Linked DNA regions of Homo sapiens: region 2 is linked to region 1. The links are chromatin contacts, found by Hi-C or POLR2A ChIA-PET in ENCODE. All regions are on one chromosome and are shown on one strand. Each heading gives the region's core, a stretch centred on a gene start or an enhancer-like site at or near the end of the contact. The rest is flanking DNA. Distances are from core to core; before and after follow the strand shown.

Region 1 (7,608 bases), core at 637-3,136:
ATGCTAGTATTCTATACAATTTCATGATGAATTATTTTCTTTCCTTCTCTTTCTTTCTTTCCTTTCTTTCTCTCTCTCTCTCTTTCTTTCTTTCTGACAGAGTCTTGCACTGTCACCTAGGCTGTAGTACAGTGGTGCAATCTCAGCTCACTGCAACCTCCACCTCCCAGGTTCAAGCAATTCTCCTGCCTCAGCCTCCTGAGTAGCTGGGATGACAGGTGTGTGCCACCATGCCCGGCTAATTTTTTTGTATTTTTGGTAGAGACGGGATTTCACTATGTTGGCCAGGCTGGTCTCAAACTCCTGACCTCATGATCTGCCTACCTTGGCCTCTCAAAGTGCTGGGATTACAGGCGTGAGCCACCATGCCCGGCCTTCTTCATTTCTTTCTAATGAATATTATACAAGGAACGTTTTTGTTTTCATTCTAGTTTTCCTTAATGAATCTTAGTGGGAAATTCATGTTTCTGGGAAATTTTGACAACATAAAGACTTACATATCTCTGGTTGGGGTATGCCCAGCACCATCTGGCCATTCAAGACTGTACTAAAGTATGGGCCTCATTACTCTCGATCTTGTCAGACCACTTGGCTATTCGGGAATTATTTCATCAAGCTGAAGATATTCCCTAAAAGATCCCAGTGAAGCCTGTTCCCTACAATTGACAATGTTTTATATTTTAAAAATACATAAATTAATAACGTTCCAGAAACATTACTTGCTCTTTTTTCAGCATTAGCATAACTAGAAGAAAATGATTTTATAAATTTCCAACATAAAATGAATGTCTCTGCGATCATCTGTAAGATTTCATCTCCACCGGAAGTAAGATCATGACAACCAAAAGTCGCTTTGACGAAACAAATCTAGGACATGTGTGTCATTGTGACTCAACATTTCCCTTACCATTTGGCGGAACCTAGTGTTTTTCTACTATAGGTTCAGCCATCTCTCTATCAAGCCATGACCTCCGTCTTATTTAGACATGATTCCTTATTTGCCAAAGAATAACAAATTGTATTTTTCTTACAAGCCTATCATTTTCATTGTCTTAGTCATTACAGGTTTTAAGTTGTTTCAGTCTGACTAAACAACACTAAATGGTAGATAAACCTAGGAAGATATTTCCGAATATGATGCTTCTCTGAGCAAGAGCACAAATACCAAATTATTTGGCCTTCTCTTTAAAATCTGAGAGGTTTTACATGAACTATGTCTAACCATAATTGAGTTTTCAGTAAGAACCAAGTTTATCTTTAAAAAAAAAAAAAAGAAAAGAAAATACACACAGTCAGATTCACCCCAATTGGAATATAACGTCTCCCAGTGTTAAAATAACAATGACACCGTCACAGCGCACTAAAACTTGGGGCTGATGTAGACACTTAGGGGTAGGCAGACACCCCCCAACAGTCAAAGGTGCCATCTCCTCCATGCAACAGGCACAGGAGTCATTTTCTAGATTCCTTTTTTGAGCTTTTAAAATTTATAAACCTCACATTTTCATCCCAAAATAGCACATTTCAATCATTGTAAGAGTTTACAAGACTGCACACGCCACAGAGTTTAATTTTTCTTGGTACCAAACTTAACAGAACTCATATTAAAGGGTTCAGCGACCCCAAATCCTTCTTCTTTGCCTCCTTTCTCACAATATTATACATTCTATGCCTTAAAATGAATATAATGACTTGCATGGACCACAGGGCTTACAGAGAAGATGGCTGGGGAACAAGACTCCTGAGTCTTACCTTGAACTGAGGATTCCAGAACCAGGATGAGGGCAAGAGCCAGGACAAGCCGACTGCATTTGAGTAGCTTCTGCATCATGACCAACTTAGTCTAGCTCTCCCAGCTGCACGCCAACTTCTTGATTAGGAAATGTAGCAGGGTGCTCTCTGTCCCTTTTAGAAAATGTTCCAAAACCTCAAACCCTGCCCAGAACACACGTCACAATTTCCTGAACAAATAGAAAGACATCCACATCAAAACCCAGAAAGAAAGGGGGTGGGGGGAACACAGTAAAATAACTATTCATACCCATTATGAAACTGTACTGGACTCCCCCCAGGCCTGCTTTTTCAAAAGTTTTGTTGTTTGCCACTTGCCTGCAAGACATTTTTTTTTCCCACCGAAACAGTAGAATCAGCATTTGGGACAGTTTGTTTTTCCTTTCTTCAGGTAACAATCTAAACACTAGATTGCTAATATTAAGAATCTGCTGCATTTTTTATGAGATAAGGGATCTAGGTGCTGCCTTTTCGTCACCAAGCACTTTCAACATAAAACATTCTCTTCATTTTCTTTTTCACCGGGGAGTAACATACCTCACTGAGCCAAGCTCGTGAAGTGAAACTTCAAAGCTGAGCTCTAACCTTCAAGAATGAGTTGTCGGATTTCAGATGAACAGTTTCTTCTTCTTCTTTTTCTTCTTTTTTTTTTTTTTTTTTTTTTTTTTGAGATGGAGTCTCACTCTGTCACCCAGGCTGGAGAGCAGTGGCGCGATCTCAGCTCACTGCAACCTCCATCTCCAGGGTTCAAGCAATTCTCCTGCCTCAGCCTCCTGAGTAGCTGGGATTACAGGCGTACACCACTGCGCTGGACTAATTTTGTATTTTTAGTAGAGACGACGTGTCACCATGTTGGCCAGGCTGGCCTCAAACTCCCAACCTCAGGCCATCCGCCTGCCTCAGCCTCCCAAAGTGCTGGGATTACAGGCGTGAGCCACCGTGCCCAGCAAACAGTTTCTTCTTAAACTCAGTTTCTTGCATTGGATCATTGGCTCTCTCTCTATCTCAAGAACATAGGATTTTCAGTTACAAAGACTGTGGTAAAACAGAAAAACTATTTTGCATTCCCCTCTCCTTCACATTGAGCATTTCTTAAGATGGATTCCATTTCTATTTTTATCTGTTCTCCTAGTCAAAATTTTCAACTCGAGTTTTGGGTCCTCTGGCCTTGAATAAGCCAGAAATCAGGAACGAGGGAGAGGTTGTCCTCACAGTGAGCTGCTGGACCTCAGCAAACAACACAAACCTCTGCCTCATGTAAATAAAGGAACAGCATTTTCCCTGGGCATGGTGCAGATTTCTGGAGGACTAAGGCTCCATATTAAAGTTATACAATAAAGGCCAGGTGCTGTGGTCCACACCTGTAATCCCAGCACTTTGGGAGGCTGAGGTGGGTGGATCACAAGGTCAGGAGATCGAGACCATCCTGGCTAACACCGTGAAACCCCGTCTCCACTAAAAATACAAAAAATTAGCCGGGCGTGGTGGCGAGTGCCTGTAGTCCCAGCTACTCGGGAGGCTGGGGTAGGAGAATCGCTTGAACCCGGGAGGCAGAGGTTGCAGTGAGCCAAGATCGTGCCATTGCACTCCAGCCTGGGTGACAGAGAGAGACTCTATTTCAAAAAACTAAAAATAATAAAATAAAATAAAATAAAGTTATACAATAAATACAAGCCTATCATACATCCTTGCCCTTGTGGCATATACATTTTCCTTACTTCCTTTCAAGATTCAACCACTCTCCATTTCAACATGTCTATCCCTACCGCTCCCCCAGACGGCTTAATGCACGTGCCCCACTTTCCATTCTCATCCTCGCCCTTGCCTGGCCTTTGATAGGAGGGAGGAGTTTCCCTTCCCTTGTTTTAGGCTTCCTGCTGATTCCTTTACCATTTCCTGCTAAGGACAGAGTCTCACAGTCTAATAGCCGTGGTGCAAGAACACAAAGAGTGTACATTTTGGCCCTCCTCAGAAGCCCCTCACATCAGCCAGAAGTGTGTCCTCCAACTCAGGGGCGTCTCCAAGCACAGTAACCAACCCCAAAATGCACTGGCCCGGAAAGTTTTCCACTGAGAAATGTCGGTTTCTGTTTGAAATATCAGATGTCATCTTTGGTCCTTTTAAATCTAACTCCCAATTGAAAACCCTGGCACCAAAACAATAGTTCCTATCAATAGCTTCGATGAGTTTCCTGCAAATCCCCAGAGCTGATTAGGGCTGTGTTTTAAAATGGTAATTTTAGGGGCTTTTTCCATTTGGGAACTTCATTTTTTTTCTTTCTTTCTCTGGGTCATGGTGTTGTTGTTGTTTTTTACCTCTCTCTCTCTGTCGCCCAGGGTGTACCTCCACCTCCTGGGTTCAAGCAAACGCATTTGACTAATTTTTTTTCTTTCTTTCTTTTCTTTTCTTTTCTTTTCTTTTTTTTAGTACAGATGGGGTTTTTGTCATGTTGGCCAAGCTGCCCTCGAACTCCTGACCTCAAGTGATCCACCTGTCTCGGCCTCCCAAAGTGCTGGGATTACAGACGTAAGCCACAACGCCCAGCTCATGGTGACTTTTAAAGCACAGGTGCAGTATTCATAAGCATTTGCTCTTCTCCCACTACGCTGATAATCAAGTCTCTTTTTCTAAGAAGTCCTCCAGTCTCATTTAGCCCTCTTCAAGCTGTAGGGGAGCAGGACACATGCTGCAGCAGCTGGAAGTCCTGGGTCCAAGCCCATGCCCTTCACTTACCAGCTGAGCCACGCTGGGCCACTCACTTTTTATGCGTCCTTTGTTCCAGATGTAATGATGGTGTGGGAAGCCAATGACAGGATGTCCTCAAGAGCACATGGCACACGTGGTGAGGGAGGCATTGGCAACAGTCCTCAGGGCTGGGCATGATCTTACCAAAAGATTCCGCCATTAACCCAATAGGACCCACATCTTTCCCTAAAAGTCAATCTACGATATGCATGTTTTCCACAATTTTAAAAGACAAACCCTATACCAGACTTAATCCTTCTTTCACCAGGCAACCTGAGATGCACCTACTTTACTTCACATTCAGTTTATTTGCCCATAAAATGAGTATTCTTATTCCTTAACAGTCACCTGGAACATGACAGAAATCAGTTCCTGTTGTTTAATAAAGTGACGGGTCGCCGGCAGGGCAGGGTGGCTCACACCAGCACTTTGGGAGGCCAAGGTGGGCGGATCACTCACCTAAGGTCAGGAGTTTGAGACTAGCCTGGATAACATGGTGAAACCCTGTCTCTACTAAAAATACAAAAAAATTATCTGGACATGATGGCGGGCACCTCTAATACCAGCTACTCAGGAGGCTGAGGCAGGAGAATTGCTTGAACCTGGGAGGCAGAGGTTGCAGTGAGCAGAGATCATGCCATTGCACTCCAGCTTGGGTGACAGAGCAAGACTCCATCTCAAAAAAAGAAAAAAAAAATGATAAATTGAGGTTATGAGAAGAGATACAGAGGGCACCATGAAACTGCACAAAGGGGAAGCTCCAAGGCCTATTTCTTTCCTAAAGCTCCAGGTTAAAGATTCCGCCACCAGCAGCCTCTAGGACTTTTGCTTGGCTCTTCATTGAGAGGGTCTTGACTCTGAACTGGGCACTGCACCAAAAAAACAAAACAAACAAACAAACAAACAAAAACCAGTAAATAGATACTGCACCAAATCTGTATGTCTCTAGAGGCTTGAAGGACGGCCCTTGCATGAATTTTTGATTTCTAGAACTAGAAGGGATCTTAGAAATCATCTAGTTCCCTCACTCAGGTGAGAAAAATGCAAGTCCAGAAAGGTTAAATGATTTGCCTCTGCTCACACGGTTAGCAAGGGGCAAACCAGGGTTAGAACTCACGCTTCCTAATCCATGCCCTGGGATAGATGAGGAATGAAGGGGAAGCAAGATTAAGATTTGTAAATAATCAGAAGTCCTTTTTGTTATTTTCTTGTAGAGGTACATGCTAAGCATTTCTGTTTAGCATGATAAAATGACTAGGATTTGCTTCTAAATAATCTGGTTTGAGGGTAGATGGGGAGGGTATACTGGTGGTTTGACAACTGCTGAAGTTGAGCAATGAGTAAAAGAAGGTTCATTATACTATCCTCCCTACTTTAATATATTTTTGAGAATTTACATAATAAGCCAGCACAGTGGCCCACACTCGTAATCCCAGCACTTTGGGAGGCCAAGGTTTGCGGATCACTTGAGCTCAGGAGTTTGAAACCAGCCTGGGCAACATGGCAAGACCCCGACTCTGTGAAAAATACCAAAATCAGCTGGGCATGGTGGCTCATGCCTGTAGTCCCAGCCACTTGGGAGGCTGAGTTGGGAGGCTAGCTTGAGCCAGAGAGGTGGAGGTCGCAGTGAGCCAGATCATGCCACTGCACTGCATCCTGAGTGACAGAGCCAGACCTGTCTAAAAAAAAAATTTTTTTCCATAAAACTTCTAAAAAATTATCCTTTTAAAAAGAGATCTTCATTTTATTTAGAGTCCATATAAATGAGAAAACATCTGATTTAAAAAAGGTGTTACAGAAAAAAAAAGGCATGTTTTTTTAAAAAGTGGCTTATTTTTTCACGGATCTCAGACAACTTTGAGTTTCCTATTATTTTGGTTCTACTTCCATTCCCACCCTCAATCATTTAGTGGACAGGGAGACTGTGGCCAAGACAAAAAAATCACCTTTTGTTTTTCTTACGACAAAGTCTTGCTATGTTGCTCAGGCTGGACTCAAATGCCGAGGCTCAAGCAATTCTCCTGCCTCAGCCTCCCAGGTAGCTGGGACTACAGGCACATGCCACGCACCTGGTCAGGAAATTATCTTGATGCTTCTGATCCCAAGGGAGCAGCTCTCATTGTGTCCTTGGTCTCCTTACCGAGGAACAACGTAGGGATGCCCTGGAAGAGGGCATAGTTTCAAGGGCATCCCTGGCAGGGCCGTGTAGCTCCTTCTCCAGCTCCTCCCTTCTCATCACCATAGCCACACATCTATTAATATTAGTTTCCCATGGCCGCGTGCGGTGGCTCATGCCTGTAATCCCAGCACTTTGGGAAGCTGAAGCAGACAGATGACTTGCGGTCAGGAGTTTGAGACCAGACTGGCCAACATGGTGAAACCCCTTCTCTACCAAAAATATAAAAAATTAGACAGGTGTGGTGGCATGCACCTGTAATCCCAGCTACTTGGGAGGCTGAGGCAGGAGAACCCCTTGAACCCGCCAGGTGGAGGTTGCAGTGAGCCGAGACTGTGCCGCTGTATTCCAGCCTGGGCGACAGAGGGAGACTCTGTCTAAAAATACATATATATGTATTTTCCCAAGAGCATGATTGCTCCCCTTCTTAAAATTTTGTCTCCAGAGTCCTAGTCCAGAAACCTCCCTAGGTACCTAAAAGTTGAGGAACTTGGGGTTATTGGCTTGGTTTTGTTTTTTTGTCTGCTTGTTTTGTTTTGGAGACAGAGTCTCGCTCTGTCACCCAGGCTGGAGTGCAGTGGCTCACTGCAACCTCCACCTTCCAGGTTCAAGTGATCCTCCTGCCTCAGCCTCCTGAGTAGCTGGGATTATAGTCATGTGCCACCATGCCCAGCTAATTTTTCTATTTTTAGTAGAGACAGGGTTTCGCCATGTTGGCCAGGCTGGTCTTGAACTCCTGGCCTCAAGTGATCTCCCTGCCTCAGCCTCCCAAAGTGCTGGGATTACAGGCGTGAGCCACTGTGCCCATCCTAAAACTGTTCTTTAAAAAAGTTGTTTTTTTTTTTAGGCCGGGCGCGGTGGCTCACGCCTGTAATCCCAGCACTTTGGGAGGCCGA
Region 2 (7,099 bases), core at 3,998-6,497, 550 kb before region 1:
GCTGAGCACCAAGGAGGCAGGAGATGTACCGTCACCATGGAAACCACATCCTAGAAACTCACTGGTATTGGTCCCTGTTTGCCTCTGCAGATGAGGTGCTGGGGGTGGGGGCTAGACCTGCAGGGTCCCTGGAGGAACTGGGACGAGGTGAGCGTGAGGAAAGAGATAAGAAGGGGCAGGAGAGATGAGCGAGGGGAGAGGACAGGAAGGAGAGATGGAGAGAGCGCAGGAAAGGTGAAGGGAGGAGGGGAAGTTCCCAGGAATGAGACAGCCTCTCTCAGGGGCATCCTGAGCTCTCTGGCCCTTCCCCAGCAGGGGACGAAGTGCCCTGTGCCAAGCGAGGGGGTGTGCCGGGGAGCTGAGCCAGGTGAAAAGGCCTGAGCTGAGGCCCAGGCTGAGTCTTGCTGTTGGAGAGAGGCACCCACCCATCCTGGCTGCTTTTATTCCATCTCTGGTTATCATCTAGTCAAGATGAGTAAATGGAGCACACCTGGGCGCCCATTCACTGCCCACACTGCAACCTTCCAAAGGGTCTGGGACCAGAGGAACCCAATGTGCGGTCTCCAGTCCCTCCCCTGCCCCTGGGTGCCCACGCACAAGCATGCCCGGGCGGGAGGGTGATTGGAAGCTGAGCTCCAAAGCTGGCCTCTTGCCCTAATTACACCCAGATCCCGGGTTGCCATTCTCTTTTTCTGGAAATTAAGTGGCAGCTGGGTGCCTAGCGCCACCTTCTGGCAGCCATGATCAGAAATGGCTGGTCCCAGCAGGACCTCCACAGCAGAGCCAGGGATCCGCTCTTCAAGCCAGGCGTCAAACTAGGACCCTCCACCAAACGCCCTTCGGATGGCCTGTGGGCCAGATGAACTGTTCAGTCAAAGAAGCCACAGAGCGCATCCAGTTTAGAGAACCAGCACCAGCTCTGACACTGATGGGCTGTGTGATCTTGGCAAGCCCGTTGCCTCACTGGCCTTCAGTGTCCCATCTGTGCAACAGAGGCTTGGGCCAAATTGCCCAGCAGAGGTCTGAGTGCCTTGACTCCAGCCAGAATCTAGTCCCTACCTGGGGTATTCTGTGGAGTCTGAGGGGAGAAGCTAGAACCCCTCCTCCAGTGTCCCTCAGAACCGCTCCATGGCCCGGGGGCTCTGTAAGCCCCACATGGTTCAAGGGGGCCCAGCACAGGCGGGTATCAGTTTCCTATCACCTTCCCCTTATCAGGCAGGCCCCGCCAAGAAGCGGGCAGAAATGGAAGCCGCAGGACACACAGCACCCACTGCAAGGCATGCCCCTGCCCTCCTCCTAGACCACGGCAGCCCCACCTGCCCTCCTCTGTAGTCTGAAAGAACCCCTGGACCACAAGGCTCCTAGAAATCGGCTAGAGGAGGAGGAGCACTGGAGAACTGGCATTCTCCCAGTTGATGCTGGCACCTCCTGCCCTTCCTCCATTTTCTGCAGGTGAAGCCCCACTTCAGGACAAGGGGCCAAGTGTACGATGCTTCCTCAGCACCTGTGACTGAGCACACGGCTACTGAGCTGCCTGCTGGCAATCAAGGGAGCCAGCCAGGGCTGCAGGAGGGGGGTCTAGAGGGGACTGTGGTCACCCTGGTGTCCTGGAAAGTCACTAGGTAAGTGAATAGAGGTTCTGAGTTGGAGAGCCAAGTTCAAATCACAGCTTTCCGTTAGTAGTTCCACAATCTCATGATGTCTTCTCATCTGCTAGTTGAAGAAAATGGCAGAATCTTCCTCTCAGCGTTCTGCTGAGGATTAAGCAAGGTCATGTATGTACAGCCCTTAGCAGCACTCATCGTCACAGACTCCAATTCAGAAGATTCCAGATTTGGGCCAGGCCAACTCTGACTCATCCCAATATTAAGAGCATGTTTAAAGTACAATCTTGAGTGTTCCTTCCATCAGTAACTACTTATTGAGCACCTACTACATGCCAAGCACTGCGGTGGACCGCAGGACTAGAACAACAAAGAAGACAGACACGAGGCCAGATTTCATGGAGCTTCTCACCTGGTGGGAGGCAAGGGAGAGTCGTGAATAAACATCAAACAAGGACACAAAGAATGAGTTTCTCTGCATTGTGATGAGGAAGCAAAGACGCCAAGGGAGCATATGACCAGGAAGCTGACCTCGTCTGGGTGGTCACGGATGATTTGTCTTCACCTCTTTCTTCTTCCTGCTGATGGGAATGACAGCACGATGGCTGGAGCTTTGCAGCCATCTTGAACGATGAGGCACAGGTGCTGGATGAGGGGCCTGCATTCCTGATAACCTTGTGAAGGTACCTAAGCCCCCTCTGTATTCTCTACTCCTAACTTACAGGGAGAAAATGACTTTTATATTGTCTAAAGATGGTGTTGTTTTCACTGAACTGCTGAAGTGGAGTTAGTGTTGCACACACCGCCTCTTCATTAGACTGTAAGAACCTTGGGGGAAGATGGAGGGCAGCACCCAGCACAGGGCCTTCCTATAGAAGGGAGTCTCAGTGGCTATTTGTGGAATTCGCTGATTAAGCAGGAAGGAGTTGAGAGGAGACAGAAGAATCACTGGACAGACAAATCAAGGGACAAGAAGCTTGAACCATTTCTAGAGACGTCTGAGGACGGAGCCGAAAGAAGGTGAGACAGAGACTCAGCAGCCAAGGACAGGGCCTGATTGAACAAGTTAAAGGACTTGAACCCAGGGAGATAAGTGACTTCTGAAACAAGTACCTTAAGGTGTTGGAGGGCTCCTCAGGGACAGCTTGATGCTGACTGTGGCCTTGAGTGTAATGTCCAAGGAAGACCCAAGAAATGGGGAGCAGAGGGACCTGGGTTTAAATCCTGCCACTTAACAGCTGAGTGAGTTCAGGTAAGTTCCCTGCCTCTCTGAGTCTTAAGTTTATCAATACAACAACTTAAATAGATGGGATAATATGTGTGAAATCCTCTACACCCTGCCTGGTACATGGTAGGCACCCAATCAATTGTAATCGTGGCCATCAAGCTATCAGGTGCTATGGTTGATGGACTTAAGGTGACCCCATGATCCCAGCCTCCTGGTGTTCATGCGTTTCTGTGATCCCCTCCCCTGGTGAGTGGGACCTGTGACTGGCTTCCAACCAACAGAACACGGCAAAGGGGAGGGGATGTCCAGAGCTAGCTTTGGAGTCTCTCTCCGTTGCTGGCTGTGAAGAAACAAGTTGCAGTGAGTCCTATACCTGCAAGAAAGCGCAGCTTATTCTTTCTAGGAAGCTTGGAAGTGGACCCTTCCCAGTCGAGCCTCCAGATGAGAATCCAGCTCTGACTGGCACTGTTGGCAGCTCTGCAGAGGACCTGCTAAGCCATGCCCAGGAACTGTGAGATACTAAATGTGTGTTGTTTTAAGCTGCTAAGTTTTTGGTGACTTGTGACATGGCATAGAAAACAAATAGAGGTGCTATATCAAGAATATGTTATGGAATACATAAGGAATATAAAACTTCCCCTTTTCCTGCACGTCAACCCCAAGAGGGGGCATTATTTCCCCCATTTATAGAGAAAACTGAGGCTTAGCAGAGCAGCTAAATTCCCTGAGACCACGCAGCTCCTGGGGGAGGAGGAGCCAGAACACAGACCCCAGGGCCTGCTGTGAGCCAGGAGGAGCACCAATATCCCTGCTGCAGTGGTGGCAGCCTTACCCCGCAACGTGCTGTGCAGCGCGATGAAGCCTTTAGCGGGGTCTGCCCCGCCCAGTCCTCCACAGACCGCACCCCTCCCTGGTGCCTGGGACCCAGCTGCTTCTCACGGTTCTCTGGCACCTATCTGGTCCCTGAGGGCATTTCAGTTTCTAACTCCTGCATAACTAGGGCACTGGTAGTTAGATCCCAAGTAGATCCAGCCCTGGTTTCTCAAGGGCTTGGGAGCAAAAGGCAAGAGTCTAACTCCCCTGGAATAAGGCAGAGGCAAGGAGACAGCACATGCACCCCCTTCCTGAGCTGTGAGGCCACAATGAGTCACTCCCACAACATCCATGTGTCCCAGGGTCACTGCACCCTCTGCACCCTGGGCTGGGCCTGACCTGTCACTTGACTCCAAGGAAAAGCAAGTGCAGCAGAGGAGGGAGAGAGAAGCGCGAATGCCACAGTCTTGAGAGAAACCCTCCCCAGGCTTCTGGAGTGGGCAGCAGTTCCCACCTGGTGGGTCTTCAAGGAAGGCTGCTTCTTCATTTAAAGAGAGGCTGGGATACAGGCAGATGTCACAGGGAGCCTTGGGACCCCCGGCTCAGAGCTACATTTATACTATTGACCTAGGTTCTTTCATTCCTCCCTCCCTCCCTGCCTCCCTCCTTTCTTTCTTCCTTCCTTCTTCATCCCACACGTGCTGCGGGGTAGAGCTACCTGCACTTACAACTTGAGAATAATGTCCCTGAGTACACAGGTGACAGAGAAGTCACCAGGATCCAACCCAGTCAAGGCAGGAAGAATGGGCTCTGTTTTTGGGGTCCCCTCCTCCCTTTAGTTGGGCTAGTGCCTCATGCCTTCTCATGCAGTTTGCAGAGCAGTCCCCAAGTTTTGACAAAGGGCCAGGGCCCCTGTCTGGGACTGGGAATACAAAAAAGAGCTGAGCATGATCCCTGCCCTCAGAAACTCAGTCTGCCATGTGAGAGGGAAGGAGCCACAAACCCTGCTCCCCGGGGACAGGGCAGCTCCCACCTGGAGGAAGGCTGGCTCATGGCTCTGGAACTGGAACCCAGGCTGCATGTTTTAAAGCTGCCCAGATGAACTGGTGGTGTTGCTAGGTTGAGAACAACTATCACAGGAAAAGGAACACGCTGTTGGAGGCACTTGTGGTTGGCTTGTATGTTCCCTTGCTGACAGCGTCCAGATTTTAGCCACTTCATCAGAAGAAAGTGATTTCTCAGGATTAGCTGAGCTCAAAGCTGCAAAAAAGAAAAAACAAACACACCCCCTCATAGACTGACAAGCGTGCTCACACAGGCCCATGCCTCAGAGGCAGATGTCTTCACTGCATGATACTGGTAAGCAGACATATTGGGAAATTTTTCTATTTTTTTTTCCTCCCAGAATTTCGAAAGCAAATTGCATTTTACATTTTCTTGACTGAGGGCAGACAATTTTCACTAATGGGCCCTGTAGGAGGTGATCTGATACAAACCCTCATCCATGGCACACCGCTACACCCCAGGCACTGCATACACGTCTTCCAATTGCAGCTCAACACCGCCCTAGATGACACGTCATCCCCATTTCACAGATGAGGCACAGTAAGGAACTTGCCCAAAGCTACCAAATGGGGAGCCTGTCTGACTCGCCTGCTTCTTGCCTCCAGTGAAAAAGACAAGAGCTAGGCAATGGGCCCCATGTCACAAATATCACGTTCATTGAGGGGAACCACCTGGCGCCAGGCTCTGAGTAAGGACAGGCAAGTGTGAGGCGTTGGTGGGTGCTGCACTGGGTAAGGCTGGGCTAGACATAGCCACCCCCACCTAGAGAGAGTGCAGCCTTAAACAGTAAGCAAGCCCCTTCCACTAACATGATCACAGCAACCCTGGGCCACCAAGTCTAAAACTTCTCACTCTGTCTCCTAGGCTGAAAACTCAAATACTGGAAGGTCTGGTTCAAGACTAGACCCCGGCGACAAACCCTCTCCCTGGGGGTTCCACAGCCACCTTCCACCCTCCCTAGGGCTCCCAGATTCAGTTTGCTGGAGGCTGGCGAGGCAGGCTCCAGATCTGCTGCCTGCCAACTTTGTGGCCACATATAAATTCCTTTACTCTGGGAAAAAGGAAGGACATATATTTTTCTTTGCTTGGGAGAGGATGAAATGAAACAAAACTTATGAATGTTCCCGGCACTAGGCTCAACCCAGGACGAAACCACAGTGAATGAGAAATTATAATGGAATTGTGCATGCTCTCCACCAGAAACCTTTCCAAAATACAAGGTAATACCAAGCCTGGGCTGGCTGAGGTGAGCACTAACCGGGAGCAGGAGAGCAGATGAATCCATTTGTAGTATATTTGCAGGAGGGAGTTCCTGCTCCTGTCCAAAAATTCCACCAGGTGGCGCCATGAGACAACTTTCACAACCTTTCCAGTCTACACACCAAGGTGGTGGGGGTCCCTCAGGTCCCTGCAAAAGGGCATTGAGAGTTCATTACCCAGTTCAGAGCAAGAAAGCTGGGGTCTTGGTCTCTCCTCAAGGCTTTTCTTAACTTCCTTAATCCAGATGTTCATGAAAATGGGGTGTTACTGGACACATAAAAGGGAACAACACACATTGGGGCCTTTCAGAGGGTGGAGTATGAGAGGAGGGAGAGGATCAGGAAAAATAATGAGTGGGTACTAGGCTGAATACCCGGGTGATGAAATAATCTGTACAACAAACCCCCATGACACAAGTTTACCTATACAATAAACCTGCACATGTACCCCTGAACTGAAAAGTTAATTTTTTTTAAAAAAGAAAGAAAATGGGGTGTTAGAGGAAGTGGGGACAGCAACGTGTTGGACAATGACGTTGGCAATGCCAGGCCAGGCAGCAGCAAAGTCCATCAAGCGTCTACTAAGGGCAAGGCCCTCTGTGGTAGGTGTCGGTCTCAGAGCTGAAAGGGGCCTTCGTGGAAGTCTAGCCCAGCCTGTTTGTTTTTCCAGAATGAGGGAGGCCAGGCGGGGGTCACTCCCTGCCTGTCAGAGGTTGTGGGGAGTCCCTCTCAGCTCGTCTCAGGGTGCAGTGTGACCCAGGAGGCAGTGTTCAGGTGAGGCCACTGCGCCTTTTCAAGGAGCCAGATGAGGGCAGAAATTGCACCCTATCCAACTGCAAAGGAGACTGAGAAACCCTATAAGGTTGTGATATCTCCCCTTGGGCCCTGGAGAAAGGGAGACAGTTCTGTCAAGATCCCCACATTTCAGGGAAAAACCCCATGGGTTGGTTCAGGGTCAGAGCTGCAAGGCCCTGAGGGTCAACTGAGTCAATCCCCCATGGTACAGGTGAGCCCAAGACAGGGTCGACAACTCAAACACCAAAATACTGCAGGATGAAAATGCTCTTCATGTACTCATATAAAATGTGCCAAGATACACTGCTAAGTGAAAAATGCAAAAGGCAGAGAAA

Evidence for each region. A loop is a pair of places that touch in the nucleus more often than their neighbours do. ChIA-PET counts read pairs that join two places held with the same protein, here RNA polymerase II (POLR2A). Pooled maps may share reads with other maps.
Region 2: a map of PC-9 shows a loop between it and region 1 (9-fold over the local background). The contact joins the enhancer-like site here to the promoter of SRGN in region 1. A Hi-C loop is called at or near these places in 1 of 168 maps with a recorded cell type or tissue (PC-9) and 2 of 50 pooled maps. POLR2A ChIA-PET finds 5 or more read pairs at or near these places in 1 of 52 experiments (activated CD4-positive, alpha-beta T cell).

What each region holds. Positions count from the first base shown.
Region 1 is chr10:69,082,381-69,089,988 of GRCh38, reverse strand. SRGN (serglycin) reads right to left here and starts at 1,886. Exons shown (of 3, transcript NM_002727.4): 1 at 1,753-1,886. The coding sequence starts at 1,831. RefSeq lists enhancers at 556-1,755, 3,403-3,572.
Region 2 is chr10:69,638,364-69,645,462 of GRCh38, reverse strand. No RefSeq gene overlaps it. Among named protein-coding and RNA genes, the nearest start is that of FAM241B, 12 kb to the right of the region's middle. Within about 2 kb of position 5,247, at least 2 of the 41 ENCODE cell types and tissues checked have a DNase peak (open chromatin) inside an H3K27ac peak, as active enhancers do.